Regions from separate parts of the Homo sapiens genome. Here all the other regions are linked to region 1. Evidence: chromatin loops called from intact Hi-C (ENCODE). Cell type or tissue: B cell. All regions are shown on one strand. Each heading gives the region's core, and the rest is flanking DNA. Links, peaks and the distances in the headings are about the cores only.

Region 1 (5,439 bases), core at 291-5,290:
AAAAAAAAAAAAAAGAGAGAGAGAGAGAGTAGGTAGATCATGTAAGAATACAGTTTACAATAGTCTAGACCAGAAAAAATGAGACTCTGAACACTGGGAAAAGAAAAGGAGAAAGATTCAACAAATATTAATAAAATTAGAATGAACTAAACTGGAATGGATACAGTGGGTGAAACAAGGGAAAAGTAATAAGATAACTCCAAGGTGTGTGGCTTTATCATCTGAGTGCTGTGGTGCCATTAGTTGAGACAGCAAACACTGAAGGACAGAGAGGATATATAGATATAAAATTACATTTTGGACATGCTGCTCTTGAGGTACCCAAGGAAAATTTCCAGAAGGGAGATATCTATATATATGTTTGCAGCTCCGAGGAGAGATACGGAATTCAGGTCTCAGTGTTACGTGTGTCTCTGTATTAGAATGCTTTTTCTGACACCCATACTCACCCCCTACTGGAATCAGTGGCATTCTACCGTCCTTTATAACACTGATCTCACTTGTCATTATTTGCTCAGCATTTATCTTCCTCACTAGAAGGTAAAGAATGTGCCTGTCTTCTTAAGTTCCTTAAGACGGAGCACAAAGTAGGCATATGCAGTAAATATTTACTGGATGGTTGAATGAGTAACCGATTTGAGGGCCACCAGTAGGACTGAAGTCACAGTAAATGACAAGAAAAAGAGAACCAATGATGGCATCATCAAGGGGTAAAAGCTGCATTTAAGAAGATGGCAGAAGAAAAGAAAACGGTAAGGGAAAGGGTCACTCAATGGAGTGAAAGAAGAAAACTAAGTAAGTACTAATTTGTCACCTCCACAGGGTCAAATGCTGCAGGGAAGTCAAGGAAGAACTTAAAAGGGTCCGTCCATTAAGACTGAACAAGAGTTGATGTCAAGCTGGGCAAGAAGACTCGGAGGAATAGTGTGGATGGAAAAAAGGAAAGAAAGCGGAAATAATACAGAACAGGGGAGAGCTGAACAGCTTTGGTATCCCCTGAAAATAAATTAAAAAGGGAAAGGGGGGAGTGACGGCTGAGAAAAGGAAATGCCAGAAAGGGCTAAGGCTGTTGCGGGCTTAAGTGAGAAAAGGAATACGACAGAGATGAAGGCCAATGACAGTCTGACTCACAGGGGTTTGCAGTCTCCCTAGAGGAAGTGGAGGGGCCTGAATTGGCCACCCCGGGCATGGCGCAACACCTCCGACTCTGGGGAGGAGTTGAGTCCAGGCCCCTGATGCTGCGGCGGTCTTCACTTGCTCTCACCCACGAGCCACTGCAGCGGCAGCGGCCCTCTTCTCCGTCGTCACTAGGACGGGGCCCAAGGTCCTCTCTTGCTCTCTCCCAGAAGCTGCAGCGGAAACCTTCGTCTTCACTTTCTCTCTCCCAAAAGCCACTGAAGCGGTAGCTGGCGTCTTCACTGCCGCTCACACCAGAGGAGTCGCTGGCTGCGTAGCCGCGGTCTCCACTTACTTCCTCCCAAGAACTACCAACGCTGTGGCCGCCTTCGACACTCCCTCCCTCCCAGGAGCCACTGAAGCGGCGACTGCGATCGTCACTGACTCTATCCCCGAAGTCACTAGTTCGCGGGTCCCGAATGTCACTGACTCCCTCCCAAGGACCACTGAGGCGGAGGCCTCGGTCTTCTCTGGCTGTTCCCCTGGAGTCGGTAGTTTGGTGGCCTCCAACTTCACTAAAATTCACGTCGCTGCTGCAGAAGGTGCTGTCTCCCCTAACTCTCTCCCAAGAGCAGCTGTGACTGTGGCCACTATCTCCCCTAACTCTCTCCCTAGAGACGCTGCGGCAGTGGCCGAGGTTTTCACTGACCCTTCTCAAGTCACTGCGGGAGAAGCCGGCGTCTGCACTTAGGCTTCCTGCAGCGACCCTGGAGCGGCGGTCGCTCTCTTCACATTTTCTTTCCCCGTCGTCGCTAACTCTTTCCCTAGACTCGGCGCCGGAATGGCCGTGTAGACCGTTTATCCTCCACACGTGGTGGCTAGTGCGGCGGCCACCGTCTTCGTCTGCTACTCCCTGCGAATCGCCGTAGCGGCGGCCGCCTTCCGCTGGTACTTTCTCGGAGTCTCTTTCCAGCCTCCCGACTCCAGCCACTTGGCTGGAGAGGCAGCAGGGCCGTCGCCTTGGAAACGAGTACACTTCCGACGTGCTGAGGTCATTTCCCGTTCCTCACGGCCCACGCTACTTCCGGTTTCCTTTCCCTCAGCTATTCCATGGCTTTTCGTGTGGACAAATCGGGAGGTGGTGTAAACTGGTTTTTGGTGAAATTCGGCTCGGCCTCATGCGAACCTATCTAGGTCCGTCTCTGGAGTGGCCTGTCATCGATCGCGCCCTCCATCGCTGAGCGACACAAGTGGAACCCCCCAGGACTGCATTCTGCGTAGGTGACCTGTGTGGCGCGGGCCGGGCGGGGCCTTTTTGTCCTTGGGCAAACGTGGTATACTTTCTCAGTGGTGGTTGGAAGGAAATTTGTTGCCCTGTCATTTCGCAAGTATGGAAAAAGACCTAAAGGAGAATTTAGCAGCTGCAGCCGCTGTTTTTATTGCGTACTTTACTAGCGCCAACTCTTTAATAATCGCTTGTTAGTTGTTACCCCTGTTTTATGGGTCAAGAGACTCAATATATCAGTACTTTGGTAAGGCCAGGCAGCAGGTAAGTTGTAAAACCAGTAAAAAAACACAGGTCATTAGTCAAAAGAGTGCTTCAGGTCTCCTGACTCCAAATCCGAGAATCCTTTCACTGTAGCATGTTTACTGCTCAAATATTTCTACAACCCTATTGCTTAACAACAGGAATGAATTATTTCACCATTTGTTGCAAACGTATGGGTCACGTTTTGTGCCAGCAGCAGAAAATACAGAAATTAGTAAGAATTACCTGCCCTCCAGGGGCATCACCAACCTGGATTCCCCTCTCGGCCCAGTTTTTCCACCCTTATTGCCTTCTCCCTTCAGGAATAATGAACTCGTCCTGGAAGCGTACCTTACTTTTTAATATCTCTGCCTTGTCATGTGCTGTTCGTCTTACCAGGAAACTACCCTGCTTTTCCCCCAGTTTTGGTCTGTGAACACATTTGGGAAATTCTTCTGATCCTACCGCTACTCTCTTGAGGTACAGTAAATTGTCTTTGACTTCCATCACCTTTTGTAATATTACAATTGCCATCTACTGAGTTCCTATGATCTGCCTGGCATTGTACTAAGTGCTTTATATTTTCTTGTTCATTTTTTTATGCCAACATAAATGAGTTTGACTCAATTCTTATTATAACCTGCCAAAATAAGTATTCCTCTTCCTTTTTACAGAGAGAGAAACAAGGGAAAAAAAAGTTAATTGCCTGAGGATATACTGCTAGTGTTGCGGGACAAATAGAGACGGGAGAGGCCAAACAGAATTCAGGACAACCCTTTATTATTAAGGTGATCACTGGCTCAGTCGGACTGGGGTCCAGAAAGTCTGAGCCCGGAACAAAGGGATCAATCACCTTTTAAGCAATTTGTGGCGGGAGTTTGGTGCTACAGGAAGCCTACTTGCAGAAGCAAGAACAAAGGCAGTTAATTATTCTTTTACATTTGTTACACCACATGTCTTACATCCTTGGGAATGCATGCTTTTGTAGCAATTGCTTATCAACCTTGTGACTTTACAGCGCGCTAGGGAGGGAAGCAGGAACTCGTGGTGCCTCAAGGAACGTGAAACGGTGGAACACAGATAAGCCTCTCCGTGCGTAGAGGAGAAATAAGCGGTTAATATTCTCTCTTAACCCAGGCCTCCGGAGGGTGGGGGGCTATATTTCATTCTACCTCTAAGGAAAAGAATAAACTTCTTGACTAATATACTTATAAAATTCATTAATTCCCCCTTCACTAGTAAATAATAAATACCTGACTTAGGATTCCAAAATAGGTCTTGAATTTTTCTGCAGGAGCTCCTCAAAGTCTCTGAATTCCCACAACCTTTTATTAGATCACTTATCCCATTGTATTATAATTATCTGTTTAACAATTTTTCCTCACCCCTAAAGGACCCTGAGCTTCTGGAAGGTAGGGACTGTATCTTAAAATCTTGGCATTTCTGATGTCTAGAATATTTCATTTAAGAGAAGGGCTTAGTAACTGTTGTGTGGGTGGGTTGATGAGTTAACTGTCAGGCAGGTGAACTAATAGGCTGAAGATAAAGTTTTTCACTGTTGGAAGTGAATTTGGGATTAGTCATCCTAATCCCCTCACTTTTAGAGATGGGGCAACTGAGTCATGCGCGGTGGCTCACGCCTGTAATTCTAGCACTTTGGGAGGCCAAGGTGAGCGGATCACCTGAAGTCAGGGATTTGAGACCAGCCTGGCCAACATGGCGAAACCCCATCTCTACTAAAAATACAAAAATTAGCCAGGCATGGTAGCAGGAGCCTGTAATCCCAGCTGTTCGGGAGGCTGAGGCAGGAGAATCACTTGAACCTGGGAGGCGGAGGTTGCAGTGAGTTGAGATCGCGCAATTGCGCTCCAGCCTGGGCGACAAGAGCAAAACTCCACCTCAAAGAAAAAACAAAACAAGACATGGGGCAGCTGAGGCCTTTTGTATACCAGGCATTTATCGAGTTATTCATGTGGGCCAGTTTCTGTGATAAATGATTTGCAAATAATACCCAACTTAATCTGTATTGTTATTTTTATTTTTACAGATGAAGAAACAGCTCAGATTTGACCAAGATCACACAAGTAGGAGTTGAGGAATTGGAACCCACTATGACTGACTCCAAATTAATATAGTGTTTATAGCCACTTACATAATAATGGTAAAGGTTTTATTTTTTTCACTATACAATATGTAGTAGATAAATTTACTGAGGAAATGAGACAGCACGTGACAAATCCTTAAAGGATACACACATGACAGGAAGGATTAGAAGAGGAAACAGAAACAGGTAACAGAGAAGCAGAAAAAGTAAAATCTCCCAAAATAAAAATAGAAGGAATTAAAAATAAAAGCAGACTCCGGGTGCAGTGGCTCATGCCCAGCACTTTGGGAGGCCGAGGCAGGTGAATCACTTGAGGTCAGGAGTTTGAGACCAGCCTCGCCAACATGATGAAACCCTGTTTCTACTAGAAATAAAAAAATTAGCCAGGTGTAGTGGCGTGCACCTGTAATTCTGGTTACTTGGGAAGCTAAGGCAGAAGAATCACTTGAACCCGAGAGGCAGAGGTTGCAGTGAGCCAAGATCATGCCATTGCACTCCAGCCTGGGTGACAGAGCAAGATTATAAAGTCTTCTCAATAAAATCGTCTCAAAAATAATAAAAATAAAAGCAGAAGTTAATGAAATAGCAAATAAAATTGATGATAGTAATTAGCTGGTGTTTGAAAAGAACAATAAATAGAAACTCAACAAATCTGAGGAAGAAAAGGAAAAAAAATGGTATTGGAAACAAA
Region 2 (5,439 bases), core at 293-5,292, 57 kb before region 1:
TTGAGAGATATATGTAATAATGCTGACAAGAACATTATATATTTTTGGTGTCCATCTGTGTACACAAAGAAACATGTACTAATTCCACTAGGAATTAATTTTCCAAAGTGGTAGCCAATTTACACTGCCACCACTGGTGTATAAAATCTCCAGTTGTTCCACATCCTCACCAGCATTTGGTAACGTCTGTTTCAATTTTTGCCATTCTGATGGGTATATATTGGTATCTTGTTTGGGTTTTAATTTACATTTCTGATAACCAGTGATTTTGAGCACAATTTCATGTTTATTGGCCACTTGGATATCTTCTTTTGTGAAATGCCTACACAAGTCTTGCCCAGTTTTTTTACTGGACTGTCTTTTTCACGTTGATTTATATATTCTAGATACAACTTCTTTTTCAGATAGGAGAGAAGAAAGAAAAGCAGAGAGAAAGAAAGGAAATATGTTTTTCTACACTTTGGCTTGCCTTTTCAAGTCTGTTCATATAATCTTTGATGAACTGAAGTCTTATTTTAATGAAGTCCAGTCTACACATTTTTTTCCTACCCCAAGGTCATGAAGATATCCTACGTTATATTTTATCATCTCAACTTCCAATTTAAGACATATCTTGAAATATATGTTTGAACTTATAGTGTAACATTTTAACAAAATTCTTACCAATTTTTAAGTTTTCATAAGTAAATTAACCCTAAAATTAATTTACTAAATTAATTTACTAAAATTAAAAAGCTATCATCAAAAGTTTTCAAAGAAAAATTTTCAAAATAAATGTTCTTAAAAGCACAGAAAGAGGGAATGTGAGGGGTTTATAATAGCAGTAACAAGTGGTGTTAAAAGCATAGACTTGGGGCTAGACAGGTTGAAATCATGGCTAGCCATCTAACAAGCTTTGTAACTTTATAAATTGTTTATTTTATCTGAGAGTTGATTTCTTCATTTATAAAATGAAGATGGTATCTGCTGAATATAAAGTCTTAACACTAAGCCCAACATACTCAAAACCTGTTGTTAATGATGACTAAGATGATGTTATTAACATAAGTTAAGTGATCTTATAAAACTTAGATTTTCAGTACTGCGGGTAAAGTAAGTGCCCAATCATGCTGTGATACAGATGACGAGAAGCCCTCAGACCAGTACAAGGTGCTTGATAGAAGGAGAGATCACGTGTGACCAGGGAGACTAGGAAAGGGGTGATAAATGAGATGGCTCCTAGGGGATTTTACAGAGTCAACAGGCAGTTTTCAAGGTATATGGACAAATTGAACAAAGGCTTAATGATGGGAAAGCATAGGGTAGCTTAAGAAAAAATAAGCTATTAATATATATATAGGAGAACAGACAAAAATAAAGTTGGTGAGGTAGGTTAAGGCTGAATGTCAAACTGAAGAATCAGTACTTATTCAGGTAAGGAAGATTTTCAATCCAAGGAGTGACAAGAAAATCAAGCTGACCACTGTGAGTCAAATGGATTTGGATAGGGAAGGAGTAAATACCAAAATTCTATCACAGTAGTTCAGATAGAAAGATATAGAAACCTAAACTAGGGAAGCAGTGAAAGTAGAGAACATGTTCCTACCTACAGGATGGACTCGCTTTTTGTATGATCTAAAGGAGAAAACATGGCTAATCATTAAGAGTCCAAGACTGGGTAGTTGAGAAAATAGTGATGCCATTAATTTAAATGCAGAGATAGGGGAGAGAATCTGGTCTTGATATTGAGCTTGGTTCTGGACATTTTTTTTTAATTCAAGCACCACCAGGAATTTCGGGTGGAAATGTCCAGTTGACGAGCAGTGGGAAATACAGGTGGGGATCCCTAGTGGGGACACAGTACTTAAGTATGGATTTGATAGTCATTTCCACAGAAGTATTAGAAAAATATAATGTGGAGACAGAGATTCTGAGTTTGCTCCTGCCTTACACTAGCTGTATGCTCTAACAAGACTCTCAACTTCTCTGAGCCTCTGCCCTCTCATTTATAACATGGGATCAAAAATATATATATCATTCTACCTCCTCATAGGGTTGATGCAGACTAAAATGAGATAATATCTGAGAAAGTGCTATAAAAACAGCTGTTATCAAAAAACCATTTAAGTGCTTTATATATGTCAAACTATCCTAGGAAACTATTCGAATAATTTTTTTTCTCAGTAAAAATTATACTATTGCAGATTATGTTGGGGGCCGAGGATCTTAAGGTACAGTAGTATGCAATCATAGGTCCTGACCAGAAGGTGGCAGGAGAAAGACTTAGTCAGAGCTTCTTGAGGATTCCGTATTTATAATCCTGAACGAAAAGTTCATTTTACTTATACATTACATATAATTAGACTCCCAGATAAATTCTTCCTATCCTTAGCTGCATGTGGCTCTACACATTTATTTATCCACTGACCATGTCAACTCATCTGTAATATAGAAAATGGAAAAAAAGAAAGGGAGTAAATAATACAATGACTACTACTATATAGTGAATACCTCTGCGTGCTAGAAACCAAATTCAGGATTTCTACACAATATTCCATTTAACATCAATACAATTCCATGAGGTAGGTATTATTATTCCTCATTTTAAAGATGAGGAAATTGAGATTCAAGCTTTTGCAAGTGAAAATAAGCAGTGCCAGAGTTGCAGCTGCCATGAAAGCTCAGTGACATTTGCTTATTTACAAAAATTAGGTATAACCTAAAGCAAGAATGCAAAAAAAAATGAACTCTGAGCACAGGGACCTTGAGACAGCTCTCCTGAAAGCCTACACATTGTTGGTAGAGTGAAGTTTTAGGGAAGCAAAACTGTGAAGTATGAAACCAGATCCAACCTGAGAACAGATGCTTCTGAGTAAGCAAAGAGAATTTCTAAATAGCTAAAAGACAGAAACATTCCTAAAGTAGACAGTTTGGAATGGCTCAAAAGAAAATGTGCAGCTTGCGTGACCACCCCAAAAGATTGTCCCACCTAGGCAGCTGAAGAACAACAACTTAGCCTTGGCAACAAAGCAAGATCCCGTCCTTACAAAACAAACAAACAAACAAACAAAAAAACTAATTGGCCAGGTGTGTTGGTGCATGCCTACAGTCCCAGCTACTTGGGAGGCTGAGGCAAGAGGATCACTTGAACCTAGGGAGTTCGAGGCTACAGTGCCCTATGATGGCACCACTGCATTGAAGTATGGGTGACAAGAGCAACACCCTGTCCAAAAAAAGAAAAAACGAAGAACAACAACTTACAACTTACCTTTCTACTTTTGAGGAGACTGGGAGTCACAGAGTCCCTGCCACAAGGTGGAGGGGTAACAGATTTGATTGGAAGCAGTGAGTTATAAATGGTGCTGTGTCCTCTAGCCCTCTAACCAACACATGACTGTACAGCTGGCCTCTCTGATACTAAATTTTCCCCATGTGCTAAAGATCGTACAAGAAGAGGGTTGCAAAATGAAGAGAATAGATTAATTATTATAGTTAATTATATTTCTTGGAAAATCAACCACTGGTGAGACACCAAAACCCAGAGAAACTGAGGAAGTGGTTATATTTGCATATGCATAGAAATACACATACATGTTTGCAGATAAATAGAATTTTGTCTAATATGGTATGTACTAAATTGTTAACAATAGCTTCCTCTGGAGAGTGGAACTTAGTGTCAGAAGGAACATCTATCTTGTTTTTAACACTATACAACAAACATGTTTTATTATTTTAATATTTTTAAAGTGGTTATTAAAGAGACCAATGACTAGTTTGTGCAAAATAAAAAGAAGCCAGGAAGATTCTATAATATTAATAGATCAGATTTGAGGTGACACAAGCCTCAAACAGAATTAATTCATCCATGATGATTGATGAAGAAACTTCCCTATGGAAAGAAAATATGGATTCCATTCAAAGCACTTTATTTTGGTTATTTAGAATATTAAAATATACATATCCTCTAGCTGTCTTAGAATTCTGATTGATTACTTATGAAAACATTTTCTCCTTCTATGGTACAATGTTAACAATAATACTTATGAACTAGGCTGCTGTTTGAAGATAGATAGACAGATGTGTGTATGTATCTAGAAAGTTATAGTTACATATAGAGTGTGTGTGTGTGTGTGTGTGTGTGTGTGTGTGTGTGTGTATTCCTTTAATCCTGTCATCAGCTCTAGAAAGTATAAGTTATCATCTCCAGTTTATAGTTGAGGCACAAAAAGGTTAAATGAGTAGCCCAAATCAAAAAAGACTATAGCCAGGATTCAAGTCCAAAGAGCCCCAGCCCAAAGCTTGTACTCTTGGCCACTCTTGTATATACTTCTTGAGAAAAATAAATGTATTAAAAAGGACACCAACCATAGCCACAAAGTTTGGGACTTGAATTTTTTCCAGTGTTTCCCTGAGTTGATCAACTTCTGCTCGATATTCATCAAGCTGACATTCTAATTTTTCTCTACGTAGTCGTTCATACTCCAGCTGGCCCTGCAGTTCTTTGATGGTCCTATCAAAAACAAAATTTTTTAAAAATCAATCATCAATGTCAACTAATAATTACTTTTAGTAGTGGAAAGCATTCATACATTGTATTTAAGGCAAATAAAACAAAGAAATCATTTATTCAACAAATATGTATTAAGGGTCTACTAAGAATGAGCACTGACCTAGGTATTGGGGATACAGTGGTGAACAAAAGGCCCAAAATCTGCCTTCCTGGACCTTACTTTAGTAATAGAGATATGCAGACAACAAGGAAAATAAATAAGTAAAATATATGGTATGTTGGAAGGTAATAAGTGCTAAAGGAGAAAACAAAAATAAAGCAGGAAAGAGTAGTATAAAATGTTGTGGAAGAGGGGCTTAACATTTCATACACAGTGGCTAGGGAAGGCTTTATTGAGAAGGGGGCTTCTAAGCCAAGCCCTGAAGGAAATAAGAGAGATAACCCTGTAGACATTAGAGGAAAAGCATTCCAGACAAAAGGAACAAGTGCAAAGGCCCTAAAGTAGAAGGATGCCTGATGAAGTACAAGAAAAACAGAAGCCAATGTGATAGAATCATTTAAAGAATAAAAGGGAGGCCAGGCGCGGTGGCTCACGTCTGTAACCCCAGCACTTTGGGAGGCGGAGGCAGGTGGATCACTTGAGGCCAGGAATTTGAGGCCAGCCTGGCCAACACGGTGTAACCCTATCTCTACTAAAAATACAAAAAAAAAAGTCATTAGTAGGAAATAATTTTTCCACCATGAGGTACTTTTCTAGACTACAAGGAATCTAAGAACTTTCAGCTAGGCTCTTAGACCAAGGCTAACACTAAAAAAAAAAAAATCTACATCTCAAAACACTTCAAACAGTATAGAGGCAGTGGACAGCCACCTATATGATATGATTTGTGAGATACCAAGAAAGCTCCTGATTTAAAACAAAAACAAAAAAATCAGTCTGCCACAGCTTC
Region 3 (5,439 bases), core at 172-5,171, 130 kb after region 1:
TCATACGCGTGTGTCCTTGAGCAAATTACTTAATCTCTTTGAGCCTCTGTTTCTTTGTAAGGTTGTTGGGAGGTTCACATGATGAGATCATGTGTTTTAAATGTCTGACACTATGCTTGGTATAGCTGGTGCTCATGGTAGCTGTTTTTAACATTATTTATCCTTTTAAACATTTTATTTATTGGGTGGTGCTTGTTTAGTATCCACAGTGACAAAATGAGGAAAAAGATAATTTAGTGTAACTACACAACCTGATTCAATGGGAAGTACACAACATCACTGATGTAGAATTTTTGCCAGAAATGCTTAACTTAAATCTAACCATGGGGCTGGGCATAGTAGCTCACATCTGGAATCCTAGCACTTTGGGAGGCCACGGCAGGAAGATTACTTGAGCCCAGGAGTTCAAGACCACCCTGGGCAACATAGGGAGACTCTGTCTTCTCCTTTCCTTTCCTTTCCATTCCTTTCCTTTTCTCTCTTTCCTTTCTCTCTTTCTTTCCAGAGCCTCACTCTGTTGCCTAGGCTAGAGTGCAGTGGTGTGATCACAGCTCACTGCAACCTCTACCTCCTAGGCTCAAGGGATCCTCCCATCTCAGACTCCTGAGCAGTGGGGACCACAGGTGTGCACCACCATGCCTGACTAAATTAAATTTTTTTTTTGTAGAGACAAACTGTCACTATGTTGCCCAGGCTAGTCTTGAACTCCTGGGCTCAAGTGGTCCTCCCATTTTAGCCTCCCAAAGTGTGAGCCACTGTGCCCAGCTCTTGTCTCTATTAAAAGAAAAAAAAAATCTAACCATAAATAAATAATCAGACAAATCCAGATTGTGGGACATACTGCAAAATAACTGGCTTATGATCTTCAAAAATGTCACGCATGAAAGACAACAAAAATGGAAGGTATGAGGGACGACAATCTATATTAAGGGAGACTAAAGAGATATGACAACCAAATGGAACATGTAATCCTAGATTGGATCCTGGACTTAAAAAAAAAAGCTACAAAAGACATTTTCAGGATAATCGGGGAAATTTGAATGGGAGCTACATATTAGATAATCAGTAACAATGTTAGTTTTCTTGGATGTGATAATGATTCCATTTGTTTAACCTGACACGTTGTAGATATTGGTATATGATCAGCTGGCGTTCCTGAATGTCTTCAGGAATGTCATAGCAAAGCTAGAACACATCAAGGGCTGCTTCAGGAGGTAGTGATTTTCCTGGTCATTTCAAGTATTTAATCAGCCTATGGGCTGGGATACCACTTTTTGGGACATTGTAAGTGTTGTTTTATATCCTTTCTAAATACAATCCTGTATTCTGTGACTGGAAACTTCTACAGCTGGCACTCTATGTGTGACATTACTAGAGGGAGCAATGCAGGAGGAACATTAGCTGTTCCCAAATCGAAGGGAAAAGGTACCTAAATATATATCTCAAATTTGTTTTTTGATTCTAGAATTGACATAAGATTGGCTGGGCGCAGTGGCTTATGCTTGTAATCCCAACACTTTGGGAGGCTGAGACAGGTGAATTGCTTGAGTCCAGGACTTTGAGACCAGCCTGGGCAACATGGTGAAACTCTGTCTCTACAAAAAATATGAAGATATTTTTGTATTTTTTAGCTGGGTGTGGTGGCGCACACCTGTGTCCCAGCTATGGGGAAGGGTGCGGCTGAGGCAGGAGGATCCCTTAAGCCCCAGAGGTCAAGGCTGCAGTGAGCCCTGATCATGAGACCTTGTCTTAAAAAAAGAAAAGAAAGAAATAACATAAGATTAATTAAAATTCATTACAGAAAAACACATGGACTGTATAGGGAAAGTCCTCTTTAATTCTACCCACAAAGATAATCAACTGTTAGATTTTGATGTGTATTCTTCTGTCATTTTTCCCCATATGTGTACTAGCAATATTATTATAGCACATGTAATTCTGCTTGTTCTCTTTTACTTAATATATTTTGGGCATTTCCCCCATGTATTTGCATATTGCTCCAACTTACCTGTTTTAATGGTTGTTGGGAACTGTGCTACAGTGAGCCTTTGAGTACCTCATTTTATTATGAATTTGTGGGAATATTTCTGTAAGATATCTTTCAGGGGGCAGAAATGCTGAGTCCAAGGGCACTAGCATTGCCCCCTGATTTAAATTCTTGTCAGCAATGTTGAGAGGGCTAACTCTACATACCTTTGCCAAGTCCATTAGCCACTTGGGCTGAACTCTTTTACTAAGGGAAGCTAGTTGCGAAGGGTGAACAGAACGGGGGCAAAAATTGAACTACGGAGTTCCTGCTGGTTTTTGTGATGGTGGTAATAAAAGTTGATGTGTAAATAATGTAGAAATCCCTGGAAGAGAGAAATACTTTATCCCTGCCTGCAACACAGTACAGTGTTTAAAAAGTGAACTGAAACAATAAAGCAGTCAAGAGTTTTCCCCAGAGAATTCTGCAGAAAAATTTTATTTTCTAGTTACGGTTAGTTAACTTCACTAAAATGTGGACGTCATCAACCTTGAAATGAAAATATCTTCTGCTCACTTCCTCTACATCTCAGTCATGCAACCACATTGCAAAGAGAATTTAAGCTCCACTTTTAAAATATCTGAAGCAGGTGGTTAAAAGGCCCGAGTGTTCATTTTTCTGAATTTCAGTAGAAGCAATCAAAGGGCAGATTTTTGGCATTTTTCTTTAGAGAAGCAGGTGTGAGCTTAGGAGTGGCCATCAGTGAGTCACTTTGCCCTAACAGGAACCCTGGGGAAGAGATTGTGAGGATCGCAGCCATGAATTATTTTCACTCTTTAGCCACTGTGGCTGGGTGAAGCAAACAAAAAATTTGAGCTGTTTGCTACGTGGACAACTTATCTTTTTTTTTTTTTTTTTTGAGACGGAGTCCCACTCTGTCACCCAGGCTGGAGTGCAGTGGCGCAATCTTGGCTCACTGCAACCTCCAACTCCTGGGTTCAAGCGATTCTCTTGCCTCAGCCTACCGAGCAGCTGGGATTACAGGTGCCCACCACCATGCCTGGCTAATTTTTTTGTATTTTTAGTAGAGATGGGGTTCCGCCTTGTTGGCCAGGCTGGTCTCAAACTCCTGACCTCAGGCGATCCGCCCACTTCAGCCTCTCAAAGTGCTGGGATTACAGGTGTGAGCCACCATGCCTGGCTGAGCCTCAGTTTCTTTATCTATAAAATGGGGATTATTGTGGGGCTCAAAGGAGATGTTGTGTATAAAAGGACTTTGGCAAATTTATGTGCACATAAATATATTCTGTTGTCAAAGGGTTCATGTCTCAAACTCTCAAACTGAGCAAGTTCATACTAGTCTTTCCTTTAACTCCAGTGGCCTTTGTAGGCTGAATGACTTTTTGAAAGGAATTCTGTCTCATGTTGTCTAATTGTTCCTTCTTCAGCCAGTGTTTGTGTGCTAAATGCAAGGTCCTGTGCTGGGTATTCTGATAAAAAAACAAAGGTGGAACCATCTGAGTGCTTTCCTTGTTCACCACTTTAATTGTAGGAAACTAATATCTTTTAATGAGAGTCTTCAATAAAAGATGCTCTACAAAGTTGTATTGTGGATGCTGTCTTATTATCTCAATTCTAGGCAGTAGAATTTAGCTCAATTTTTTACATACAAATGAGGAACCAATTTTCAGTAAGGTTAAGTAAACTTGTTTTGTTTTTCGACATGACCTAGCCCTCCCCTCCCACTCTGAAAAATGCAGATATAGACCCTAGGTAGGCTTTCTGAAACCAAAACTATACTGTTTCTGTAGCTGCTTCCTGTTCTTGCCTTGCCTTCTGATTGAAAATATAAGCTTCATGAAGCCAGGACCGTCTGGTGGCATTTACTTTCATATGGTTCATGTTATTTTCAGGCACGGGGGAAGAGTTTTCTGTAGACCTTTTGTTCACTGGAGCCATAATGTGAACTGTCATAGCATCTACTGGGTGCCAGGTGGTTTATGTTTTATTTGATTCTTTTTCCAACTTAATTCGAAACCTTTCAAACCTTTAGAGCAATTGCAAAAATAGTACAGTGAAGCCAGGCACTGTGGTGCACACTGGTAGTCCCAGCTACTCAGGAACAGGAAGAATGCTTGAGCCCAGGAATTCAAGAGCAGCCTGGGCAACGTTGTAAGACCCCATCTTTAAAAAAAAAAAAAAAAAAAAAAAGAAAAGAAAGAAAAAAATCCCACCTAAAAAAACAAAAAACAAACGAAAAACATTCCATGTACCTTTTATCTGGATTAATTTGCTTTTGTCTTTACACACATACACACACACGTGTGCACACACACAGATACTTTTTCTAAACCACTTGAAAGTAAGTTGCAGATATCGCCATGCTTTGTCTCTAGGCCCTTAAGCATATATCCCCTAAGAACAAGGACATTCTCCCATGTAATCACAATACCATTACATGGAAACAATCATATTTTTCTGATTTCCTCAGTCGTTCCAATGTCCTTTATAACTTTTAAAAAATTTTTCTGATCCAGAATCTTATCAAGACTACTTACCCAATACAGTTGTGTTCTTTAGTTTCCTTTAATGTAGCATATTACCTGTATTAGTCAGTGTTCTCCAGAGACAGAACCAATAGGATGGATGGATGGATTGATGGATGGATAGACAGAGAGAGAGGGAGAAAGAGAGAGAGAGAGAGAGAGGTGGGAAGAGATTTGTTAGGGCGATAGGCTCGTGTGATTATGGAGGTTGAGAAGTCCCATGACAGGCTGTCTATGAGCTGGAGACCCTGGGATGCTGGTAGCTTAGTGCAGTCCAAGTTGAAAGTCCTTGGAACTGGGGAAGCTGACAGTGGAACTCTCAGTCTGAGGCTGAAGACCCAGAGACTGGGGGGCTGCTGGTGTTAAGTCCTGGAGTCCAAAGGCCAGGTAGCCTGGAGTTGTTGTCCGAGGACAGGAGAGGAAGAGTGTAGTGTATTTCAGCTCCAGCAGACAGCTTGACATATTCGCCTTTTCTCTGCTTTTGTTTTCTCCAGGCCCCCAGCAGACTGAATGGTGCCCACCAACATTGGTGGTGGTTCTTCCACACCTGGTCCACTGAGACATGCTTATCTCCTCTGGAAACAGTCTTGCAGACACACCCCCAAATAATGCTTTACTAGGTTTCTAGGTATTTCTTAATCTAATCAAGTTGACACCTAAAATTAACCACCACAGTACCCTTGCCTTTTTTGCCTTTTATGATATTGAAATTTTTGAAGATTCCAAGTTTGTTGTCTGTGAATTGGATTTGTCTGATTGTTTTCTCATTATTAGATTCAAGTTAAACACTTGTGGTGAGAATTTTTTGCAATGTTCTATCCCTCCCCGTGCATCATAGGTGACACCTAATGTCAGTTTGTAACATCACTGGTGACATGAGGTTTGATCATTTGGTTGAGGTGGTATTGCCAGATCTCTCCATTGAAA

The links. A loop is a pair of places that touch in the nucleus more often than their neighbours do. Peaks named below come from ENCODE experiments on the same cell type or tissue, not always from the same donor. Only the 100,000 strongest peaks of a DNase experiment are listed, where the experiment ranks them.
Region 2: it touches region 1 in a loop (2.1-fold over the local background); 17 of 110 quality-filtered maps call a loop at or near these places.
Region 3: a loop joins it to region 1, with 4 times the contacts of the local background. A loop is called at or near these places in 32 of 110 quality-filtered maps.

Annotation. Positions count from the first base shown.
Region 1 is chr11:83,190,421-83,195,859 of GRCh38, reverse strand. ANKRD42 (ankyrin repeat domain 42) reads right to left here and starts at 2,148. Exons shown (of 11, transcript NM_001300975.2): 1 at 1,132-2,148. The coding sequence starts at 1,189. It overlaps ANKRD42-DT (ANKRD42 divergent transcript), which reads left to right and starts at 2,191. Exons shown (of 3, transcript NR_149009.1): 1 at 2,191-2,393; 2 at 4,692-4,805. RefSeq lists enhancers at 1,172-1,531, 2,052-2,161, 2,222-2,441 and a silencer at 1,739-1,917. In B cell, for the core only: no CTCF peak of the experiment used is centred there; DNase peaks (open chromatin) are centred at 1,469 and 2,179; H3K4me3 peaks cover 3,155 bases; H3K27ac peaks cover 3,599 bases.
Region 2 is chr11:83,246,993-83,252,431 of GRCh38, reverse strand. ANKRD42 (ankyrin repeat domain 42) reads right to left here. Exons shown (of 11, transcript NM_001300975.2): 11 at 3,461-4,489. The coding sequence ends at 4,228. Among named protein-coding and RNA genes, the nearest start is that of CCDC90B-AS1, 36 kb to the left of the region's middle. In B cell, for the core only: CTCF peaks have their summits at 2,051 and 2,255 (motif pointing right); a DNase peak (open chromatin) is centred at 2,251.
Region 3 is chr11:83,060,449-83,065,887 of GRCh38, reverse strand. All of the region lies in intron 1 of RAB30 (RAB30, member RAS oncogene family), which reads left to right. Among named protein-coding and RNA genes, the nearest start is that of RAB30, 8.7 kb to the left of the region's middle. In B cell, for the core only: no CTCF peak of the experiment used is centred there; DNase peaks (open chromatin) are centred at 2,517 and 3,737; H3K4me3 peaks cover 4,326 bases; H3K27ac peaks cover 5,000 bases.